Linked DNA regions of Mus musculus: all the other regions are linked to region 2. Evidence: chromatin loops called from intact Hi-C (ENCODE). Cell type or tissue: heart. All regions are shown on one strand.

Evidence for each region. A loop is a pair of places that touch in the nucleus more often than their neighbours do. Peaks named below come from ENCODE experiments on the same cell type or tissue, not always from the same donor. Only the 100,000 strongest peaks of a DNase experiment are listed, where the experiment ranks them.
Region 1: a loop joins it to region 2, with 2.8 times the contacts of the local background. A loop is called at or near these places in 14 of 42 quality-filtered maps.
Region 3: it touches region 2 in a loop (3-fold over the local background); 3 of 42 quality-filtered maps call a loop at or near these places.

What each region holds. Positions count from the first base shown.
Region 1 is chr13:8,885,359-8,893,358 of GRCm38, reverse strand. It overlaps Idi1 (isopentenyl-diphosphate delta isomerase), which reads right to left and starts at 7,753. Exons shown (of 5, transcript NM_145360.2): 1 at 7,363-7,753; 2 at 6,455-6,627; 3 at 5,782-5,874; 4 at 5,306-5,436; 5 at 963-3,041. The coding sequence starts at 7,499. The coding sequence ends at 2,724. In heart, CTCF peaks have their summits at 4,570 (motif pointing left) and 7,627; DNase peaks (open chromatin) are centred at 7,518 and 7,708; H3K4me3 peaks cover 2,088 bases; H3K27ac peaks cover 1,146 bases.
Region 2 is chr13:9,089,715-9,097,714 of GRCm38, reverse strand. Larp4b (La ribonucleoprotein domain family, member 4B) reads right to left here and starts at 3,834. Exons shown (of 18, transcript NM_172585.3): 1 at 3,535-3,834. In heart, no CTCF peak of the experiment used is centred here; DNase peaks (open chromatin) are centred at 3,224 and 3,914; H3K4me3 peaks cover 2,811 bases; H3K27ac peaks cover 2,299 bases.
Region 3 is chr13:8,862,906-8,870,905 of GRCm38, reverse strand. It overlaps Wdr37 (WD repeat domain 37), which reads left to right. Exons shown (of 14, transcript NM_172445.3): 1 at 1-36. Among named protein-coding and RNA genes, the nearest start is that of Wdr37, 4.1 kb to the left of the region's middle. In heart, no CTCF peak of the experiment used is centred here; a DNase peak (open chromatin) is centred at 4,055; H3K4me3 peaks cover 1,220 bases; H3K27ac peaks cover 1,075 bases.

The DNA of each region.
Region 1 (8,000 bases), 200 kb after region 2:
TCATTCTCTGGTGATTCCTGAACCTTAACAATACTACATACATGATTATAAAAATTTAAGGCAGAAAGCTGTTTCTCAGGATATTCAAGTAAAATATGCTCAAATTCACTATGTAGAAAGTACATTATTAGGGCTAAAAAATGAAAGGAAAAGTCTTTTTAAAAAAAGTTTACCTTTGCAAGTTAATCAAGATATGCCATCCCGGGCTGGCGAGATGGCTCAGTGGTTAAGAGCACTGACTGCTCTTCCGAAGGTCCCGAGTTCAAATCCCAGCAACCACATGGTGGCTCACAACCATCCGTAACGAAATCTGATGCCCTCTTCTGGAGTGTCTGAAGACATCTACAGTGTACTTACATATAATAAATAAATAAATCAAAAAAAAAAAAGATATGTCATCCCACTAGATTTCTATCCCTGGTACCCTGGTAAGGGTCCAACGGATGAGACTGATCCAACCAGCATCTCCAAGGAAATAGAGACAACTTTCACTAGGATTTATTTTAGGTGTGCCCTGCTATGTGTTTCTTCCATTAGAAGGGAAAGCCAATGTTCCCACCACCGTCCAGTAGAGTAAGAACAACTAAACACCTTAACTATCCTTCAGAACTAACACATCTACCTTAAATCCTAAGGTCAGAGGTAGTTATGTTTTGGGAGAGGGATACAATTCCTTATTTTAAAAGATGCTGGTGCTAAGGAGTTTACTGGGTCCTGCTGTTTGTACACATCATGCCCTCACAGGAGTCTAGCAATACAGCAGGACCTGACACTGGCACTTACAGAGTCCCAGGCTACAGACTAATGTTAAGCGGAATAGCCACTAGCTAGCTAAAGCTACTGGGAACTAATCATGTGTAGCCAGTCAATTCCTAGAAAATAAAACTACAAGTATTTTACCTATGTTAAAGGTTTATAGCATTTATCATGTTTAAGATATAATACACAGATTAACCATAATATCCAGATATTAACAAGCCAGACAATATTAAAATAATTTATTTTTAATTTTCAATAAATTCTTGCAACATAGTCATATCCCCAATGATAAATCAACTGTTCAGAGTTAGCAAGAAATTAGGTTTATAAAATTTTTATAAGAAAAAATGTATCCATTATGCAGCACTTAAGAATAAAGCTGTCTAAAGAGCTCAAATGTGACACACCTGTGGCAAGTTTTAAAAGAACATCAATCAAAACACAGTATCAATATATGCCTATTCTATAACCTCAAAATCTTAATATATGCCTATTCTGGGACATCAGTCTAGTCACTGTATGTTTCCTCAGCCCTACTCCTTCCCACTTCCACCTCTAAAATAAGCCCTGATCATAGAACAGCGAGCCCGTTACGGGACTCTTGATTATCACCCATTCAAATTCTGGTTGTTGCTGGCCATGTGGTACACTCCTTTAATCCCAGTACCTGGGAGTCAGAGGAAGGTGGATCTCTGGGTTTTGAGGCTAGCCTAGTCTACAAATTGAGTTCTAGAATAGCCAGAGCTACACAGAGAAAGAAACACGCCCCCACTCTTCCCTAGATTTTCTTTTGTTGTTGTTGTCTTAAAAAGGGGTGCTAATGCTACTAAATTATCTAACTCAAGCCAGACCCCCTACAACAAGAGGATCCAGGGCCAGCCATGGTAGAGTCAAAGGTTTTCTCAACTTTTTAAAGTAGAACTCACTCACACATTATGACTAACCATCTTTTTCACTAGGACTATAAACAGATTTTGCTGAATAGCTAATCAGTTACCATTACTACCAAAAGTAACAGTTACCTTTAAGTAGTAAAATAATAATTTCAGGATGGTTAAAGCACAAAATCAAGTGAGAATGACAAAAATTAGTATACAGAACTGGCCTTTTAAATCTGTGGGCCAAACATCCAAGGGCTCAAGCAACTGTCTATTAATATTTGATCTGTGCCGCACATGCAGACGTCTCCTTATCATAAAGCATAGTACAACTATCATTTACAGGAGCATTTACGCTGGGTTGAGTGTCATGGCCACGCCAGAGACGAGGTGAAGTGTAGTCAGTAATATGCAAATACGATACCTTCTATCGACTTGAGCATCCAGTATTGGTTATACAGGGTTCCTGAGATTAATCATCCTGTCTGAAGACCGAGAGAGAGAGAGAGAGAGAGAGAGAGAGAGAGAGAGAGAGCGCCATATACTTCCCTCTGAACCTGCTCTGCCTGTTGCTGCTGTTGTTACAATTATCTTTAGGGTTAGGGACTCAACAACCCATGACATCATGCCTGCAAGGCAATCATGGTACACTGAGCTGTCTCCTGAGCCCTGCCCATTTAACCTCTTAGTGCTGTTTCAAAGCAGCTGCTCAATTTTCTGATGTATGATAAAAATCTAAAGATATAAACAACACTTGACAATTAGCAAAGAGTTCTGAAAGTGTCTATCAAATGTAAAATATGAGTTCTAGTTACTTCCTCAATCTTGTCATAGCCAGGTATTTGGACAGGCTAAATTAAGTTTTACTTATGGCATAATTTTGCAATAACCTCACCTAAATATCTTTTACAGACATCAGTGCATATATATGGGATATATGATATAAAACTGTAAGCTAGTTGAGTTTTTCTTTTCTCAAAACAAATTCTGGTTGTAAAATACCTATGTATCATATAAGAGGGCCCAATTTAAAACCAAACCAAACCATTCTTACCAGGTAGAAAATTTTTCAAATCATTTACACATTCACAATCTATGTATTTTCTCATGGTCAACAAATGGACTCAAATGGTTTAAGTTATCCCACCATTTGAAGAGGAAAGTATCTGCAATTATCTTAAACCACGGAGTTAACTTAATTTCACCACTGGCTGCCTTCTTCAAAATTTCTCTGACTTCTTCCTTTGATACATAGCAATAGCTTTTAATCTCGTTGGGATCTGGATTCAAGGTTACATTCTTCCTCAGAAACAGAATGTAATCAACTTCATGTTCACCCCAGATACCATCAGATTGGGCCTTGTAGTAAATTCTTGTTAGATAATCCATTTCATTTAGATCAACCTACAAGAAGAAAAGATAAATCAGTTAATAATACTACTGATGAGGTCAGGCAGAGGGGTGCATGTCTTTAATCCCAGTACTCAGGAGGCAGAGGTAGGTGATTCTCTGAGTTTAAGGCACAGTGAGTTCCAAGCTAGCCAGGGATGTACAGTGAGACATGTCTCAAAAACCAAACAAACAATAACAGAAACCAAAGAAAAGGGAAAACTGACTCGTGACAAAAGATAACCTAAAATTAACATATCTCAAGAATATCTTATTTTTTAAATGTATTTTTTGTGTATGAGTGTGTTGCTTGCATGTGTATCTGTGTACCAGGTATGTGCCTGGTGCCTTAGGAGACTAGAAGGAGGCAACTGATCTCCTAGACCTGGAGTTGCAGAGGAGTGTAAGCTGCCATGCTGGTGCTAAGTGTTAAACACGGGTCTCCTGGAAGAGCAGCCAGTGTTCCTAGCTGAGCCATGTCTCCAGCCCTCTAACAGTATCCTGAATGACAGCAGCACAGTTTTACAATCAGAGCTTTTAAATATATGGAAAAATTATTACTGTCTTGAGTGTCTCAATTTTTTTATTCCTGAGACCAAACACAAGTTAATTTGTTTTCAAAATATTAAAAAGTACTCAAACTAGAATGGAGCATCCTTATTTTAAAATTGCTGTTACAGTAAAACATTCAACTGCATCTGAGACACTTTGTCTGAATCCTCAAAGAGGACAGTTTAGTCAGGCCTGGTGGTGTACTCCTTTAGTCCTAGCATGTTGGCTGGAAGCTGAAGCAGGCAGATCTCTATGAGTTCAGGGCTAGCCTGGTCTACACAGTGAGCTCTAGGCTAGCTAGCCCTAAAATTTGTTTCTTAAAATAACAGTCATAGTTTTGTTCAAGTCTACGAGGCTGGCTATTATAATTGATCAAATCAGCGATGAATGTTTTCTTGTAGACATCCTTAGAAGCATGAACCACAATCGGAATGAGCTGATTTCCCTGGAATTGTTCTTTCTAAAAACGTTTTCTATCTATGTATGTATCTTTCTGTCTGTCTATCTACATTCCTACCAACCTTTCTAACCTATTTTTGAGGCAAAGTTTTACCATGTAGCCCTGGCTAGCTTAGAACTCTCTTAAGTAGATACGACTGACCTGCAATTCTGAACCAGCTACCTCTACCTCCTGAGGGCTGGAATTTAGCTCACTGAGGGCTTGCCAAGCATGGATGAAGCCCAGGGTGTATACTTGTATTCTCAGCGCTAGGAGACTAAAGGCAGGCAGATCATCACCTCACGGTTGTCCTCAGCTACAGCTCAAGTTTAAGGTTAGCCTGAGCCACATGAGATCCATGGACTCTCAAATATAAATAAATAAATAATAAAATAAAATAAAATAAAGAGGGTGGCCAGAAAGATGGCTCAGGAGTTAAAAGTGCTGTCTTGTTCTTCCATAGGACTATGGTTTGAGTCTTAGCATTCACATGGCAGCCAATACCTGTCCTTAACTCTAGTTCCAAGGGATTCAACTCCCTCTTTTGGCTTCCTCTGGTACTGCATGTAGATGGCCCACATGAGACACATGCAGGAAAAAGACACAAAGTAAAAATAGGTATTATTATTATTATTTAAAAAAGAGGCTGAGAGATGGCTCAGCAGTACCTACCAGAAGATCCAGATTTGGTTGCCAGCACCCATGTGGGGATCGAACACTCTCTTTTCTGGTGTCCTTGGGCACCAGGCATACATATTGTGTACATAAATGTTGGCAAAATGTTCATACATATAAAATAAATTAAATCTAGGAGGTATTTTTTAAAAAAGAGTGAGATAAAAATTTAGCTAGATTTGGAATGTGGGCCAATAATCCCTGCATTTAGGAGGCAAAACCTAGCATTTGGTTGGAGGCCAATAAGAGCTGGGCAGCAAGGCACTGTCTCAAAACCCAAGACAATAAAAATGCACATAGTAGTTCTTATTGAAGGGCTAATACAGTAAATCCGGAAGTTAAGAAACACAGATCATATACTACTATAATCTCAGCAACTGGGATACTGAGGCAGGAGGATCAAGAATTTAAGGCAAACTTGGACTACATAGTTAAATTCTATCTCAAAACAAAGTTACTGGCCTGGAACTTAAGGAAGAACACACACCAAGAATGTACAAAACTCTGGGTTCCACTCAAAGCATTGCTGAAAATTTCTTTCTGGTAATTACCCAGTGTCTTAACATGCCTGAGTTTAGGCTGCAGACTGTGTAATAGTAGTAAGAGCGGGTACCTCTTCCAAGGGTATTCCCAACTCGGCTTTCAAGCGCCGCTTTGCTGCTCGCTTCACACCAATGGCGTTGTTCTCTTCCAGCTCGCCTGGGTTACTTAATGGATGACTACAGCAACTATTGGTGAAACAACCTGGGAAAGAGTAATATGAACAAAGAAGAATTTTTTCCCCAATCCTTGAAAGACCGAGGAAAAACTTTCCTAAGTAATCAGATAAATAGAATTTTAAGTTAATTATAACAGGTTTCCAGAAGTATTTTCTAAAAGACATTTATGGGTAAGTTTTAAAGCTTTCTTAATCAAGATCAAAACACAGAGATAATTCAGATTAGATTAGACTCAGTGGATAAGGTTACTTATTATAAAATACAAGTGAAGCCGTGTGCCTGGCTGATTCTTTTAGATGTTGGCTCAAAAAAGTTCAGTCGGATTAAATAGTTCCCAGCAAACTCTACCTTATTCATTAAGTATACCAACCTGGAAAGGTAATTTTAGCATCTGATCTCTGCTGTAACAGGAGCTTATTTTCAGTATTAAACAAGAAGACACTAAAAGCTCGATGTAATAATCCTAAAAGCAAAACAAATATGATTGGTCAGATTTTGCCAGCTATTTGTCTGGTTTTCCCTCCTGAAGTTGAGAATATGATTATTCTCAATCATATTTTGACAGTTCTGCTGCTTCCCAGTCTTCTAACATGAAGTTCTCTGTGGCTGAACCCAGACCATTTGGTATCCTGCTGTGTGTGTGTGTGTGTGTGTGTGTGTAGGATCATATTTTCCTTCAATACCTACTCCTCTCTCTAATCTTCTGAAAGACAGACTTGAGAACTATGATAATATCTATTCCTTCTTTATGATCCCCAAATAACTCTGAAGCCACTTAGTGGAGGGAAATATTACAGGAGAGGTAGAAAGGTAGATTTTACTTGTACACACCATTTAACTGGAATGAAAGGTAAGACAGCATTAAGAAATGAATCTCTCAGTACTTGGGGGGCAGATGTCTGTGACAACCAGCCAGTCAGAGCTATACACAGTGAGACCCTCTTCAAACCCCAGAAGAGAAAGCATTCCTTTCATCTCAGGATTTTTCTTAGCTAAATGTCCAGACAAGTCACTTTATAACAAAGAATACTTTAAGACAGTACCTTTGTCGATGTTTTCATTAAGGTGACAGTTTTTCTTGGTGTCAGCCCCAATTTTATTGTCATTTTCATCAATAAGAATACACATCTCCGCTAGAAGCTGAACCTGTTTTTCATCAAGATGGCTGGTATTTATTTCAGGCATTGTGACAGAATGTCTGATCTGACCTAGAACACTAACACAGAGAAAAGTCATTGTATTAGTTTGACATTCTAACACAAACACTGTTAGAAGTGAAAGTGGACTTCAATTACAACATTCATAAACTAATTTAAAATCCTCTCTAGGGCAGTTTTCAAATGTGAGCAATTTGTAAACTTTCTGAAATAACATCTTGAACTCCTAATGCCAGGATATAAAGAATGAACTTCAGAATCACAGGATAAAGTGATATTTTCTCACCCACTTAAAGATGTTTAAAGTACAAATGCACATCACCGAACTCAAGAAAAAGATCTAGACACATAACGAAGACGCGTTTCCATCTCTTTATAAACCCACGTGGACGTTTACCAACCACAACACCTGCAAAGCACTCTTAAACTAGAAGAAAGCTTAGGGGTAGACCTATTTATTCATTTTTGGAAGAAGACAAGTGAAGTACTCCATACTGGAGGGAAGAACAGATTTTTCTCAGGTCCCTTTTTATAACTCAACTCCCCAAGGGCTATGAACCATTACATTTCACGACTGCTGAATCGCTCGTCAGGGAGTTTCCATGGACAACCCTGAGAACCCGATGGGACTCAGTCGGCCACCCAACGCTTTCCAGGACCAGGCACCCAGCCCCGAACGTCAGAGGCCACCATGGCGAGTCAAGCTGGGAAACCGCATCACCTCAGCCTCATACAGCCACCCACCCTTCTTGGTCCCCTCTCGCCATCCTTCCCCAAATAGAAGGGAGGCTTACCAGAGATTCCGGCTGCAGGTGCTGAGAAGCTGTGCGGAGAGCTGTACTTCAATCCTCTCCGCAGCATGCTCCGCCTCCAGGCCCCGCCCTCTAACAGCATATCCAATCGCTCGCGCCAGTGTCCGTCCGCGCCACATGCCTCCAGCCAATTGCCAATCTAGCACAAGCCTGACGTCACGGCCGCGCCAGGTTAGCGCGCGGTGGCACCACTTGCCCTGCGTGTGGCTCTGAAAGAAGCGCTGGAGGTCTCCAGGAGTGATTGCGGCCCTGGGACCCGAGCGAGGGTGTTGGCGACTCCCAGTGGACAGCTGAGACGGCCCGCACGTCTAGCTGCTCCGCGGTGGGGAAGCTTCCTTTCTGGGGAGGCTTCTTGAGGAGGGTTCGACCTGTCGGTCGCCAGCCAATGGCACCTTGGACCATGCCCGGGCTCGCCAATCAGCTGGAGGCAAGGCTAGGGCGGGTCCCTGACTCTCCTTGAGTGTCTGTGCGTGATGATGTCAGATGCCTTGAGAAGCGCGCTCTGACAACTACAGTTTTCTCACTGGAATTCCTGTGGGTTGGTCTTGATGGAAATTAAGAAAATTCAAGAGATCATTGCTAATGGGTTAGTTTGGAAGCTTTACTCCTGCCTTCTCAAC
Region 2 (8,000 bases):
GAGGTGTGGGGGAAGAGAGCAAGGACCAAAAAACAAGGAAGCACACCTAATAATTTTCCCCATTCCAAGAAAGACACCTATACATGGGAAATAAAGCAGCTTGAAAGGCGCAATATTAAGGGGGAATATTTCCAAGTCGGACTTTATCTTCCTTCTCTTCTGGTTTTGTTTTCACATTTATGTATTTATTGTGTGTGCAGAGGTCAGACGATAACTTGCAGCAATCAGTACTCTCCTACCATATGGGTTCTAGGGACTGAACTCAGGTAGGCAGGCTTGAGAGCAAGAGTCCTCAGCGGCTGAACAAAGGGCCCCTTCCTTCCTTTTCTTAAGGGAATCTAGAGGCTTGCTATTCCAATTCCATGCCCTAATAAGAAAATCCATTTCTAATTACAGTAACTGCAGAGAGCGTCAGCTCCAAAACATCAACAAGTCTAACAATGAGAGCAAACTCGCTAGCCCTGGGGGTACATGCTTGTAATCCCAGCTACTGTCAGGTGAGACAGCAAGATAAAGGCCTGGGGGTAACTTAGTGATTTTTTTTTGGCCTTAATTTAAAAAAAAAAAAAAAATTAATTTATTAAAGAGGGTTGGGAGTATAGATTTTGCCTAGCATAACCAAGTACCAGGGTTCAGTCTTCTGAACTGCCAAGTAAATCAGGGGAAAACATTTAAACTAAACTGGGTTCTCATGAATTTAACCCTGTAATGGGCTCACTTACTGTGTACTCTAAAATTAACTCTCACAGAAAAACAAAAACAAGCTACAACAAAACAAGATTTCTTCACATGAAATAATATAAGCAAACTGCAGCACTAACCCTTTTTAACAGACTCACCTCCAACATCTGCATTTTAAGGTTAAAATGATTCAATGGTGGAAATTACAACAAGATACAATTTTTCTGCTTCTACTAATCTAAAATTAAGGAAGGAATATACTTTAATCTCAAAGTATCGACAGCAGCACTGTATGTTAGTTAAATACTGTAAACTCCGCCTTTAACTCTGTAAGAGCAAATGGGCTTCACAGGAATTAACCTCATCCTATGCAGCAGACCATAAAAGACCATCACTTCTCACTAGAAGAAGAGATCCAGACTATAACCCTAGTTCATAGTTCAGCAGAAGTGTGAATGCCCCATGACATAAAAACGACAGTGAGAGGAGTCTATCAGCCCTTTCTTGGCTGCTAACATGAGCCATGTCTAAAAGTGTTTGTAACTCTGAGTGCCTGCTGCTTCTTGAAGGCACTGTTTACTGTAATCACCATTAAACTGTTATACAGACTTTCACTTAACATTCAGAAGTTCGTTTCATATAACATTGTGAAGACTTCTTCATGAAAACAGGTGGTTAAGTGAAATATTTGTTTCCACAGAGTTTAAATACATCTTTGTCAAACTTTGTACATATTTAGGTAAGTCACATATATTTAATTCTTCAAATCTCAGGATTTTTTCTTTTTTACAAAATGGACAAGCCCCCAAAGCATTACTATGAAATTTCAGCTACTTCATTTCAGCTGCTCTTCTACAGTGTGGAAAAATGAATGCAAACTTCTACACCCATTATAATCATCTATTTTCTCTCTGGAGCCTACTCACATATAGTATAGCTCCCTTCTCCAAACTTATATGCTGTCTCAGAACCTGTCTTCTATGACAGAGACACGTGATCAAGACATGAGTAATAAATTAAAATTGCCACCTATAAGGCAGAATATCAAAATTAGGAATTCAGTAACAATAAAAATAGCAAAAAGCAAACATCTGCATGCTTCATGCTTACATCAGTCTTATGAGACTTTTCAAAATTTTAGTCACCAAGAAAGTAAGTTTTTTGTTTGTTTGTTTTTGGTTTTTTTCAAGATAGGTTTCTCTGTGTAGCCCTGACATTCCATCTGTAGACCAGGCTGGCCTCCCTTCCTTTGCCTCCCTAGTGCTGGAATCAAAGGTGAGCTCAGGATAGCTTCTAATGACTAAGAAGCCATGCCGTTCCATATAAATAAGTCAACTCAAGTCACATTAGTTTTCAAAATATGAGATGAAATATATTTCTAACTAGTTAAAGTTTTAAGGGAAAATGTACTAACTAAAAAATAAACTTTCAGAGAGCATTCTACTTTAGCAATTCCCAACAAATCTCCTTAAACTATTTCTTGTACAATTTGATTACAATACTGGATTTTGGTATATTAAGCACGAAGAAAAAAAGCCTCAATTAAATTAACCCTGACTGTAAATAAGAGAAGCCAACCAAGTTAGGGAAGTATAGAAATTGCACATAATATACTAAAAGACCACCAAAAACAAAAACCATCACCCTTTTCTCCTCTTGTGGTCTTGCAAACACCAACTCAAAACAAACTGCAAGTGCATTTTAAATATTCAACTCAATTTGAAAAGGGAAGCAGCTAAATATCCTAAAAGAAACAAATGCAGTTGCTATTGCCTCTATTTAAAACTCCCTTGTTTGACTGTGTGCTACAAACTAATTCCACTGCAGCCATGGGAAGCCCTCCCGTTTGTTCAGTTATGGAAAACTTCAAAGTTTCAGTTTATGATTAAAACAAAGTATTCCAACGCCAGTGAGAAGGTCGCGAATGGAAGGCAGATTGAGATCATTTTTCTCCGGGTCGTTTTCTCACATTTCGAGTCAGTCCAAATTCAAAGCCACCTTACACCAAAAAACGAGGGGGTTAACAAGATTACATTCACTGAAAGTCACAAGATGCAATGACCTCAACTCAACAAACTTCATGTTCTACTATACACCACTGAGAAGCAGGTGGTTAAGAGGTTCCTGGCCGGTTACCATGAGTCTTCACATTTAATTTTTATTTCTTAACTATCTCAAAGTCGGACCCGCTCAAGTCTATCAAGTGTATGGGGGAAAAGGGAGCAGCATTCCAAACACACACTCGAGCAACAGGATCCTAACTTCCTGGTTCTAAAGGAATGCGATTCCCTAATGAGCCACCTCTCCCCGCAGCAGCGAGCGCGGCTGTCTGGCCGGTCTCCGGCGGGACCGAGGGGGGCGAGGCCCCGGGCGCCGCACTGCGGGTCCCCGGGGCCCGCCCGCCTGCCCTCGGGGCGATGGTGGCCTGCGACCCCAGCCCATTCTCCTCGGGCTGCATAGGCAAACCCCCAAGAGCCTGGGAGACGCGGCCTCCGGGAAGACTCTGCACACGTCTCACTTCGCTCCAGTCCTCCCCGGCCAGGGCCGTGTCAGTCAGGTCTGACCCCGGCCCGCAGGTCCTCCCAGGTCCAGCCTACCCCGGGCTATCGGGGCCACAGTCCAGCCTGCCCTGCCGCTCCCTCCGCGGCACTGCCCCTCTTTCTGTCCTCCCCAGCGCCGGCCCCAGCCCGGCCCTGTGCCGTTCCCCTCCCCGCCCGGGCCCGGCCCTGCCCGCCACTGGCCCCGTCCCTCCGGGAAGATGGCGGCCCGGTGACAGGCTGGTGGAGGCGCGGGTCCGAGCACGGGGCGCGGAGGGAGGCCGCCCCGTCGGTGACCGAGGACCGCCCCGCTCACCTGTCAGCCGCCCGCCCCGCCCGACCGGCCGCCCGCGGGCTCGTCGCCGCAGCCCCGGTGCCCGGCGACCGCGCAAAACACGCGGGGACGGCCGAGGAGGGAGACGGCAAGAAAAGGCGGCACGGCCGGGCCGGGCCGGAGACAGCAAAGAAGAGCGGGCGCGGACTTGGCAGCGACGGCAGCCGATCCTTCCTTTTTCGGGCCCGAAAATGTCTCAACCTCGAGACTCCAGATCCCCAACGCTCCTTCCCGTTCGCATGAGAACACACAGATCCCACTTCCGGGGCCCTGCGGAAGTCCCACCCCCGCGCGGCCCCGCGCCCTACCCCGGCGCCCTCACCCACCCGGCCCGCCGACTGGCGTTTGGCGCCCAGGAGAGCCTAGCGTCATGGAGGCGCTGCGTAGCGATTGGCTAAGAGGGGACGCGAGTCCTCCCTTCTACTTCCCCCGGCCTCTCGGCGCGCACCCATCTCGCGGCATCTGTGATTGGCGCGTGCGCGCACGACGCCAATTTCCCCCCCCACACCCCGCACCGCCCCGCGCCGCCCCACCCCGCCCCGCCCCGCCCTGAGCTGCTGCGCGCGCCGCACACCTCGTCTCTCCCCGCCCATTCTGCAAGCCCCGCCCTGTAGCAGTCGGAGCGCCAGTTGTAGGCAGCTTAGCATCTTATGAGCAAGTGCTGGGGTGTGGGGCGTCCCAGGCTGGTGGCGTCCTGAAAGCGCACCCCTCGCTCCGGACCCGCTGTCCCCAGGACCTGGACCCATGTCCGGCATTTCTCTACAGCTTCCCCGACTTCAGTATGGGACAAGAATGATTTGGATAAGCAAAGAAACCTGCTCTTGTCGCTTCCCAGAGAATTGAAAATACTAAAACCCTTCTTTTATCGATTTTCTTTTAAAAAAAAAAAAGAAAAAACGTATATTACATTTACTTTACTTAAAACTTGCTGCCTACTTATCTGCGTTTATTCGCCGGTTGCTTACTGTCTATAATTCATTATTCGAAGCCATACGAATTTTTCCCGAATGAAAAAGCTCTCTTGGAACAATATCCATGGTTACCATACCATACCATACCATACCATACCATACCATGGTTCTGCTCATTGGTTTCTAGGAACATTTTTCAAATACTGAAGAGTGCATTTTGGAAGAACCATCTTTGACTCTCCTGTATTGGGTCTTTTTTGTGGGAGTTTCTTCTCTTCCTCCCTCTGGGTCTTGATGCTCAAACTCTTGGTGTTTACACTTCAGAGCAAAGGCCTTAACCAAGTGAGCCACCTCACCCAGCCTCTATGTGACACCTTGTTGCAGTTACTAGGCTTAAGACTGTTTCCTAGTTAACTATTTCACAGGCATTCTCACAGTATTTAGTCTCATAGTAACTATTCTCACGGTATTTCTTCTTCAAAGACCAGTTCTCACTATTTTTACACAGGCTGGCTCCCTCGCATTGATTGTTTTGCCTCCCACCTCCCGAGTTGGAAGTACTGCCTGGCACTATGTGCCCTACTCATTGACGTGTCTCTAAAGATAATAAATTGTAAGTAAAGCTTGCCTCTGGTACTGGAAAGAATATACAACATTAGTACTATTAATGCTTTTCCCTTCCCTGGTAGTTCTGCCTGCTGTTAACACCTCGGGGTATTTGGTGTCCGTAAATGCAACTGGTACACCTAATCCAGAGTACCAACAGGTATGTCCTTCAAATATATCTTCTCCATCTTGTCAACAAAGATCTTCATGGCTCCTTGTCTTTCCTACAGGATAACATTAAGTACTATTGCATAAAAAGAAGGACTTTCACAAACTAGTGAAAACGGTCTATTTCCTTTCCTACCCTGTAGATTGAGACACCCTAACTTTCCAATTACATTAGTGTACTAAGAATTCTTAAGACATTGGGTGAGTCAACTCAGTCTATGCTAGAATAAAGCACAGCCTATACAAAGTTTTTACTGAGAACCAAGTCAGCATTTAATAGGTGTTTTTTCCTATAAATCCCCTGGGATGTGGTTCAGTGATAGTGCCTGCCTGACATATGAAAGGCCCTGGCTTCCATTCGTAGCATGGAGAGAGAAGGGGAGAAGGGGAGGAAAGGAGAGGAGAGGGAGATAGAGAGGGAGAGATGAGAACCTACGATCCAGAGCATCTTAGGTCCTAATCACTATGATTCTGTTTCCCTCATACGCCTACCCTCTACTTCTGATCTACTCTTGCTTATCTCCCCCCACGCCCCCCCCCCCCCGCCCCTTTCCTGTGATCCTATCTCCCTTCTAGGTCCTCTCTGTACTTTGTAGTTCTAGTAAAGACTTAGCAATCAGAGCCAGATGCAATGGCTCTCACCTTTTGCTTGAGCAGCTCATGGAGGTGAACCAGATGGATCACTGAACTCCAAGCACTCCTGGGGAGCGTCAGTGTGAAACACTGTTTCAAAAAAATAACTGAAACAAGATATCCATCCAGTCACTACTATCCCCCTTTTTAAACTTTTAAACACTTCATTTTCTTTTCTTGTATGTGTATATGTATCCAAAAATAATAGAGTTAATGAGGGAAAGGGGAACTCTCTTCTTCACACACACACACACACACACACACACACACACACACACATACCCCTTTTAGGTAGAAGGGATTGATTCTCATGTGGGAATTAATTTGTTCCTTTCATCATGTTGGGTCCCAAGGATTCAGCTGAGATCATCAGAGTTAGTAGCATGGGCCTTTGCCAGCAGACTATCTCAGTGTAATTTGCAACTGGCACCACAATGCTACCCCACCCCAGTTAAATGGTAAGTACTAGCCAAGGAACTGATAAGTGCTTTTGCCAGCTGATACACTGTGTTGTTCATATGCCCATGGATCTTCCGCTGGAGCACAGGAAACTTGCCAATGACAACATTCTCAAACAACAACAACAAACAAACAAACAAACAAAACCAGTAGCTCCTCAGTAAGTGGTGGGGCCTGGAGATCACTTCCCATCAATACCAGAATTTTGGCTACCTTAATCTTGTGCAGGGCTTATGCAGATGACCACAGGTACTGTGAGCTCATGAGTGTGCATAGCCATGTCATGTACAAAAAGTAATATTTCACACTACTCTTCCCATTCTCTAGCTCTTACCTTCTTTCTGCCTCCTCTCCTGCAATGTCCCCCTAAATATCCCTTTTAGGACACCTAAGCTCTCTGTCTCTTATCCTTAGTACTTAAGCTATGCATACAACTATCCATTGACTGCAACCCACTTGGGGGGGGGGGAGAGCTTCTCTGACTAAGGTGGAGAGCAGCCCAGGTCTATGAATGTAAACATAAACATTTAGAACTTATTTAGACAGTGTAACCATTTAGCAGAATAATAATGGCAGCTTCTAGCCCACAGCCTATGATCTCCCCAGCTAGATTCACTAGCTTTTGCCACAGGCATGATATTCTCTCCACAGAGATAGGACTCAAATCCAATCAGAAGGCTGTTAGTTCTCTCCTAACAGCCATGCCAGTATTATAGCAGTGGGCTTATCCTGCTCAGTAGGTCAATACTGTAGTATGCAAGGTCCAGTGCTAGGTAAGACTCTTGATGCCTTTCCTCCTCCAGCAGCCTACATAGCACCTTAGCCAAAAAATAAGACATTTTCAAGTTGGATTAGCACTGGTTTCTCTGTGCCATGCAGCCAAAGTGTGTGGCGTCCTCAGCAATAGGGTCTTACCTTGAAACTATGTTAAGTGACCAAGGGCAATGACAGTTACCTATGTTCCTTTGGGGACCTCTGGGGCCTCCCTAACCAATCACTCGTAAGGAAGCATTCCATACCTTGGTAGTAAGGCTCTCCTTTTATAACTCATGTCCACCCATGCAGAGAAGTTCTATTCAAACACTCTTTTGTTAAGGTGTATTTTAAAATTATCTTGCTAACTAGTGAGTTTTCATATGGCTTTCAATTTCTAATCTAGGCATAGCAGTCCACTCAGGAATCCCAGCACTGGAAAGACTGAAGGAGGTGGTCCCAGGTTTGAGGCCAGTCTAGATTTTGCTTTTAGTCAAAGATACCAATGATGCCCTGGACTACAAAGGGAGGCCCTATCTCAAAACACAACATCAATTCTAACTCTTTCCAGTTATGGTTGCCCATCAATTAAACAAATATTTTCTAAGAACTTCCTTTGTGTTAAGAGACTCTATTGAGTTCTGGGGCCAGGAGAAGAATCCTGAAGAGAAAGTAACAAGTAGGAAAGAGAATAAAGGATTTTTGAGAGGAGGATCCCAGCCACCTCGGGAAGGAAACAGGAGTGCTAGGTAACCCAAGGGTGAAGGGGCTGCTCACAAGCCTTCCTCAGAGAATGAGCACCAGTTGGGAAGCTAGAGGCAGGCTAGTCCTGTTCGGTGAGTCAAGATTTTATTATGAGGCAAGGAAGAACCCTTAAGAAGCTTTTCTCAGACTTGCTACAGACTTTTTCATACCATA
Region 3 (8,000 bases), 230 kb after region 2:
GGTTCCAGGCGGACGCGAGTGCTGCTGCTGTGACAGGTGACGCCATCTTCTCAGCTGTCTGGCTTGGCATCCTTCTCGGGCGCTCGGGGGATGTCAGGTGTCCGGGTGGCGGTGGGGACGAGGCTTCGAGGTGGATGAAGGATACAGTCCTAATCCTGCGCACTCTCTCTGGCTCCCTGTGTACTCAAGTGGCGTCTACCTGGCTGTCTGTGTCCCGTGGGAAGCCCAGAGTTTTCGAAGATGGTGGCCTTCGATCCCGCAAAGACGGGGTATGGCCTCTGGGAAGGAGGAAGGGTGGGGGGCGGAGATGGGGTAAGCAGATGCTGAAGTGGTAAAACCCCGCCACGCCTTTGTTTCTCTTTCTGAAGACTTCCTTTTCTTCCCCGTACACTTCTATTTCCTAAGTTTTAAGGCATCATAATGGGCCAGTTTTACCAAAAAGTTGCATAAATATGCCATTTCACTTCGCGAGCAGACATAACCGAACGATTGATCAGGTTCTTAGAGGTTTTATCATCTAACTTGAACTCTTCGATGTTTCTTGTGCTTGAAGACGAGGACCGTTAGCTCTACACCACTCACTCTCTTGCCCGGATGTAGATTGCTAGGCAGTTTCTTTGAAGTTCAGATGGGTTTTCTTTACATTGCTTATTGTGGCCTACAAAGTATGCCATCAAAGCGGTACTGAAACCTTTTTACCTCTAAGCAGTACACCTGGTGATAATAAGCCTCCAGGATACTTCTCCCTTTTCTAAGAAATCTTCTATTATGCTACCTTCCTTGCTGTTTTGGTTACTTTGCCGATCACATTTTCAAGTGTTTGTAAATTCTCTTTGACACCTAAGCCACATACTTGAGCATAGTATATATAAATATAACCTGACCAAAGTAAGTAGAGGCCTTCTATTAGTGTTGCCCATAGGAGACGCAGAGCAGTGGCCAGTGGCCACATGAAATAACAGTGTGACCTTGATGTTTATGACAGCTACGTTTTTGCAGTGTATATCAAGCCTTCTTGCATAAATTTCTGGACACAGGACCTAAGTATGCTTCCTTTGGTTTTCTTACTCTGAGATGTTACTTCCTTTAGTATAGGTACGTTGGTCTGTTATCTTACTTTGCCCTTGATTTGAGGTAAAATCCTTGGGGTTGGGTATTTCCCCCAGCAGTGATACTAAGAGTTTTGTTAGTTGTCCTGTCCTGATTTATTCAAAGAAAGATATGCTTTCTAGATTTGAATTTCTTTTTTGGTTATTGAGAAAAAAATTCTTGGTGGTAGCTTATTTAATTACTGATGCCTGTCAGCTCAGTGCCATCCTTAGACTCGATAAGTGTGCATCATTTGCCTTCATCTCATCAGTGACAGAACATTTTAAGTAACTTAATTCTGGTGACAGATTTCCAAGGTTGCGTGTAGAGACCATTCTCTTTTCTGTTACTGGTTAGATATTGCATTGATTCAGCCCTCTAGAAGTTAATTTTAAAAGTACTATTACAATCAACACTTAAAATATTAATATTATTAATACCTTTATTGAACTTTTGGAGGTTCAGTGACATTTTATAGTTTATACTACCATCTGCAAATTATATAACCATCTTTTTAATGTATAACTAACATTTTTGGGATAAACCGGGTATTTATTTTGAAATAAATCAGTTTTTTCTTGTTGAAAGAAAATTAAAATTCTTCCTCCAAAGTATGAAATAGAGAGTAATGTTTTATATTATCTCAAATAAAAGCATACATTGTTTGTTGTATTGCTTATAAAACTACTTCAGCAGGCTTCCTGTTTGGTTGTATGTACTTAATAAAAATCTGATACTGTAGGTAGTAACACCTTACTGTGGAACATACATACTAAAAAGAGCCTTGAAAAGAGAGAGAGCTAAGTGTTCATTGGTGCGGTTTAATGTTATACCATTTACCAAGGTAGTGAATTTGGTATATTAACAGTGTGTGTAGAGATTTTATTCATTTGTTAAATATGTTGCACTAAAGCTGGACATGTATTGTTCTGCCTTGTTTATAAACAGCAGAGAAGAGGATATGCCCATGACAGCATGGAATAAGGACAGATGAGTTTGGCAGGCCAACCAGTTAGGAGTGCAGGAGAAACTATATTGCAGCTTTACATTTAATGTACTGATCTGTCTTACTGAACTGGGTGAATTGATGTGAGTGTTTGAAAGAAAGTAATTACCTTTTGGAGCTTTAGATTCTTTCTTTTTAAAAACATATATAGGTGAATTAGTGCATAGTAAAAGTAACTTTATAAAATAATTTGTTTGGTGTGATGCTGGTGATGAAACCCAAGGTCTCAGCTATGCCTAGCAATCAGCCTCCTTCCCATTGAGCTACATCCCACCCCAGATGTATTTTCTCTTTTTTTATGAGACAGTTCCTCTCTGTGAAGCCTTGGCTGTCCTGTCTTGGGATTCTCTATTTAGACCAGATTAGACTGGCCTTGAACTCAGAGATCTGCCTGCTTCTACACCCCCCCTCCCCCCCCCCAGTGCTCGGATTAAAGGCATGCACCATTATGCCCAGGTAGACCTATTTTATTTTCAGAGTGAAAGAGTTTTCTTTCTCTTTTGAGCTACCTTTTGTTTTGCTTTTTTTTGTTTTGTTTTGTTTTGTTTTTCGAGACAGGGTTTCTCTGTGTAGCCCTGGCTGTCCTAGAGCTCACTCTGTAGACCAGGCTAGCCTCGAACACAGAAATCCGCCTGCCTCTGCCTCCCTAGTGCTAGGATTAAAGGCATGCCACCACGCCCGGCTTCAGTTACCTTTTTAATACTGTCTAGTTTGTAAAATACCATCAGACTACAAATTGAAGTTGAAAATTCTCCCTCACAGTGGTTTTGTGTGAGGATCAGTGCCTCTGTATTTGTGGATCAATTTCAGTCTCATAAGCGACAGTCTGTGGTAGTTTTTCAACCTCAGGTCGACCCACAATTGACTTTCTCCCCTTTGCTTTCCATTCTTTCTGTTTTCACTTGGCTAGCTTGTGCTCTGTGTATACCGCTTGAGTATTTCTTGTACAAGTGACTACTGTCTTGTGTACCTTCTTGCTAGGATCACAAACCCCAAACCTCTGAATTTTTTTAGTAATTCAAATATTTAATTAATTGTATCCGCATGAGGGCCATGTGAGTGCAGTGGCCACAGAAGCCAGAGAGGAAATCAGATTCTTTAGAGCAGAGATTCTTAATTTGTGGGTTGTGACCTTCACAGGGGTTGCCTAAGACTATTGGAAAACAAAGATAATTACATTATGATTCATAACAGTAGCAAACTTACAGTTATGAGGTAGCAGTGAACGTAATTTTATGGCTAGGGGTCACGACAACATGAAGAACTGTATTAAAGGGATGTAACAGTAGGAAGGTCAAGATTACTCTAGAGTTGCACGTGGTGGTGAGTTGCCTGACCGTTCCTGCAGTGAACTTGTTTCCTCTGGTAGAGCAGCATAGGTTCTTAGCCTCTGAGTCATCCTTTTATTTTTTTGAGACAGGGTTTCAGGTAACCTAGGATGGCCTTGAACTCCCTTTTCAAGCAAGGCTGGATTTGAGTTTTGATCCTCCTGCCACTTTCTCTCTAATTACTTTTTGTTAATACATGGTTAGTTCATGTTAGTACCTGGTTTGGCAGCTGTCTTAGTGAGGGTTTCCATTGCTGTGAAGAGGCACCATGACCAAGGCAACTCTAATAAAGGACCACATTTAATTGGGGCTGTCTTACAGGTTCAGAGATTCAGTCCATTTTCATCAAGGTGGGAAGCATGGCAGCATCCATGGCACTAAAGAATGAGCTGAGACTTCTACATTTTTGTTCTGAAGTCAAACAGGAGAAGACTGTCTCTAGGCATCTAGGAGGAGGGCTTCAAAGCCCACCTGCACAGTGACACACTTCCTCTAGCAAGGACACGTCCACTCCAACAGGCCACACTTCCTAATAGTGCCACTCCCTCAACCAAGCCTATTTAAACCAGCACAGAAGCCGTCACGTACTTCCATTTTTTTGATGTAGTGTGAATGGAAGGAAATGATACTAGGAACTGGAGTAGTTACTTTTCTTATTACCGAGGGAGGCCGGGGCCAACTTTCTGACTCAAAACAACTTAAGCAAGGGAGGTTTGTTTTGGTTCACAGTTGAGAGGAATGCAGCCCATAGAGACCTGTTGTTGGGAGTGTTCCAGTCCATGGCGCCAGTGAGGAAGCACAGAATTGGTGCTCTGCTAGCTTTCTTCTTCCCTCTCATTGAGTCCCGGACCCCAGCCCAAGAGAGGTGGCAGTGAACAGAGCTAAGATGTGTGTCTTCTTCTCCACTCTCTAATTTTCTCTCACAGATACAATCAAATGTGTGTCTCATTAATGTCCTCTGTATTTTTAGTTCAGTTAAGTCAGCAAGCATAGGACCAGTACAGATTTCTGGGGGGAAAGATAGAGGTTGGAGGTTGTAAATATAGAGGCAGAAGTAAAGATGAAGATAATGTCACAGAGAAAGACTGATGACAGATTACAGCTACCGGGAGGAGCTGGTGTTCCTAGTGTAGGAGCTACAGGTACAGAGACAGAAGTTGTGGACCTACCAGACATGTCTGGAGGTCCAGTGCTGGTTTTGCTTCCACATTACCATTTTGTTTAACCTGGGGGCTAGCTTTGCTAGGTATAGTCTGCTTTTCAGGCTAACCTTAACATCAGGGGCTGTTAGAAGAAAAGATGCTAGTAAATTTCATATGGATAAAAAGCACCTGACAAGTTACTGGGTTCCAACTGTGACTCATTTGTTCAAAACAACTAGATGCTTGTGATGCTTGAGGTGACAGCTGACAACATATCCTAGTTACAGAAAATATGAGGCAGTAATTGAAATACACTGTCCATACTGTACAGAAGAGCTGCACACAGAATGCTAAGATGAGAGGACTTTGATGTCTCCTTTAATTGGAATAGATGAAGAGTAGGCTTTCAGATAATGAGCGGGGTCTTGCACATTCTGACTATGGATCTAAAGCTACTGCATAGCAGTTACAGAAACAGAGTCAGCCAGTTTTCCTGAAGAATAAATAAGAACTTTAATTGGATGTCTGACTCCATGTTGGAAACTGCATTTTCTTTCCTGCCTACTGTTCTGTCAGTTGTTTCCAAACCTTCAGAAGGAGAAATTGGAGGTGAAAATCCTAAATCCAGGATTCTTATGGAAGCAAAGGTTGGTTGACACCTTTACTCTTCTAGAGAGAGACTAAATATTGTCATTAGTTTACCAAACCCAGCATGTTGCATGCCTGTGTGTTTACTAATAACATACCAGCTTAGAGGCCCCTGGAATGATAAAAGATCTTTCCTACTTTCTTACCACTGATGAGGTTAGAACTCTGGAAATAAAAACACTGCTTTTGGGAAAAAAGGGGTTGGGAAAAACTAAAAAAAAAAAATTTCCCATAGAGGAAAAATGAAGTACAGTTAGGAGCACTGGACATTATACATAAAATGAATGGAAGATTGAAAGATGGAGAAGGAAAGGTAAATAGACTAACTGGCTAAGTCCCTGGGATCTGAAACATGAAGTACAATTTAATTTCCTTTTCCGTTACATGTTCCTACTTTGATGTTGTAGAAGTATGCAACCTAGGGACAGCAAAGGGCTCAGGCAAAGAACAATATAAAACAGAAGAAAGAAAGCAATCAACTCGATTTCTGGCCATGGCAAAAAGTGATGACTCAGCAGTTCAGAGCGCATGTTGCTCTTCCAGAGGATGGTGCTTTGATTTCTAGCAGCTACCTGGTGGCTCACAACCATCTATAACTCCAGCTCCAGGGAATTAAATGCCCTCTTTTGACCTCTGTGGGCACTAGGCATACATGTTGCACACAGGCATACACACAGGCAAAACACTCATAAAATCAAAAGGGGCTATCCCTCTGTAGTGGCAAGGAAATTGCGGGGACCGGTAAGATCATCCTCAGCCATGGCAATCTGAGTGAAAGCCAAAGAGGAGGATGGACTATTGTGCCACCACTCAGAAGTAACCAGGAGTCTTCCTCATGTGACAGAACAGGGAGGGAGCCTTAATTCACTTTCTGCCTTCTGTATTATTCTGGCAGCAGTAAGCAATACTTCTGTTTGTCAAAGCAGTTCTAAGAAAGGCCTGCTGTAACAGTTCCCAAGGCTGATAGCATTATGTCCAAAAGGTCAGAGTTTCAATTAAGCATCAGCTGGTGAATGAAGAACCAGGAAAATCTCAAACTCAAATGAGGGGTGGGGGGAGGGGGGGGGAGAGAGAGAGAGAGAGAGAGAGAGAGAGAGAGAGAGAGAGAGAGAGAGAGAGATTTAAAGAAAATGCTAGCACAAATATGGCACTGATTAGAATTATTGACAGGAATTTAAAATTTACCATCTTAAAACTTTTAAGATCTAGATATAAAATCATGCAGCTATAGACATCCGATTTTTGACAGGTGTCGAAAACATATATTTATGGTGGGAAAACTATGTATCCACATGTAGATTGAAATTAGAACCTTCTACCTTGTCACAATATACTCAAATGAATTAGAGATCTTCATGGAAGATGGAAATTTGAAACTGCTAGAGGAAAACAGTCGAAGATATAGTCAAGAGCTGTCCCATCAGGACTCTTCAGGTGTTTCGGAAATAACAGCAAGGATTGACAGATGGGGCTTCAGTACTTAAAGGGTGCTTCATAGCAAAAGAAGTAGAGTGAAGAGACACCATCTAGAATGTCAGTGAATACCTATTCATCTAACAAAACAATACCTATTCAGAACATAGAGAATTAGATACCAAAAAACCAACCCAATCAGTACAGTTACTAAGTGGGAAAACAAGTTGAACAAATACCTTTTTTTTTTTTTTTTTGGTGTTTCGAGACAGGGTTTCTCTGTGTAGCCCTGGCTGTCCTGGAACTCACTTTGTAGACCAGGCTGGCCTCGAATTCGCCTGCCTCTGCTGGGATTAAAGGCATGAGCCACCATGCCCGGCAGAACAAATACTTTTTAAGGTAATTTTTACTCTGTCTTTTAAAAATTTTATGTGCATTGGTGTTTTGCTTACATGTGTGTCTGTGTGAGAGTGTCAGTTATCCTGGAACTGGAGTTACAGGAGTTGTAAGCTGCCATGTTGCTGGGAATTGAACCCTGGTCCTCTGGAAGAGCAGCCAGTGCTCTTACTTGTTGAACCATCTCTCCAGCCCTAAACAAATACTTTTCAAATGAAGAACTACAGATGGCTAATGTTCAACATCTTTATCCATCAGTAAACTGCAAATCCAAACTAGATTGAGATTTTGTTTCTCCCAGTTAGAATGCCTATTGTTGGCTTTCTTCTTTCTTTTAATTTCTCCTTCATTCTTCTTTTTTGTTTTTGTTTTTTTTTTTTTTGAAACTGTGTAGCTCTGGCTGTCCTGCAACTTGATCTGTAGACTAGGCTAGCCTCCAACTGGGAGATCCTCCTGTCTCGTCTTCCAAGTGTTGGTGTTAAAGGTGTGTGCTACCACCACCTGGCTCTTAGTTGGCTTTCTGTTGCTGTGATAAACATCAAGACTAAGAGCAACTCTGGGAGAAAAGGGTATATTTGACGTAGAGTCCGTTCCAAAGCAGAGACTCAAGGTAAGAATCTGGAGACAGGACTAAAGCAGAGAGTATGGAGGAGTGCAATTTACTGGCTTATTCCCCTTGGATTGCTTATACAACCCAGGGGTGCTACCTCCCACAGTGGCCTGGGCCCTACTACATCAATCTGTGGAGGCTTACTCTCAATTAAGAGTTCTCTTTCCCAGACATGTCTAGATTTGTGTCAAGTTCTATCAACCAGTCCATCTATCTTCAAGAAAAAACAAAACAAAACAAAAACAACAACAAAACAACTCAACCAACCCACCAAATGTTGTTTAGGATGTAGAGAAAAGAGGAATTCTGTATACTGTTGGTGGAAATATAAACCAGTTCATTCACTATCTAAATCAGTGGGAGAGTCC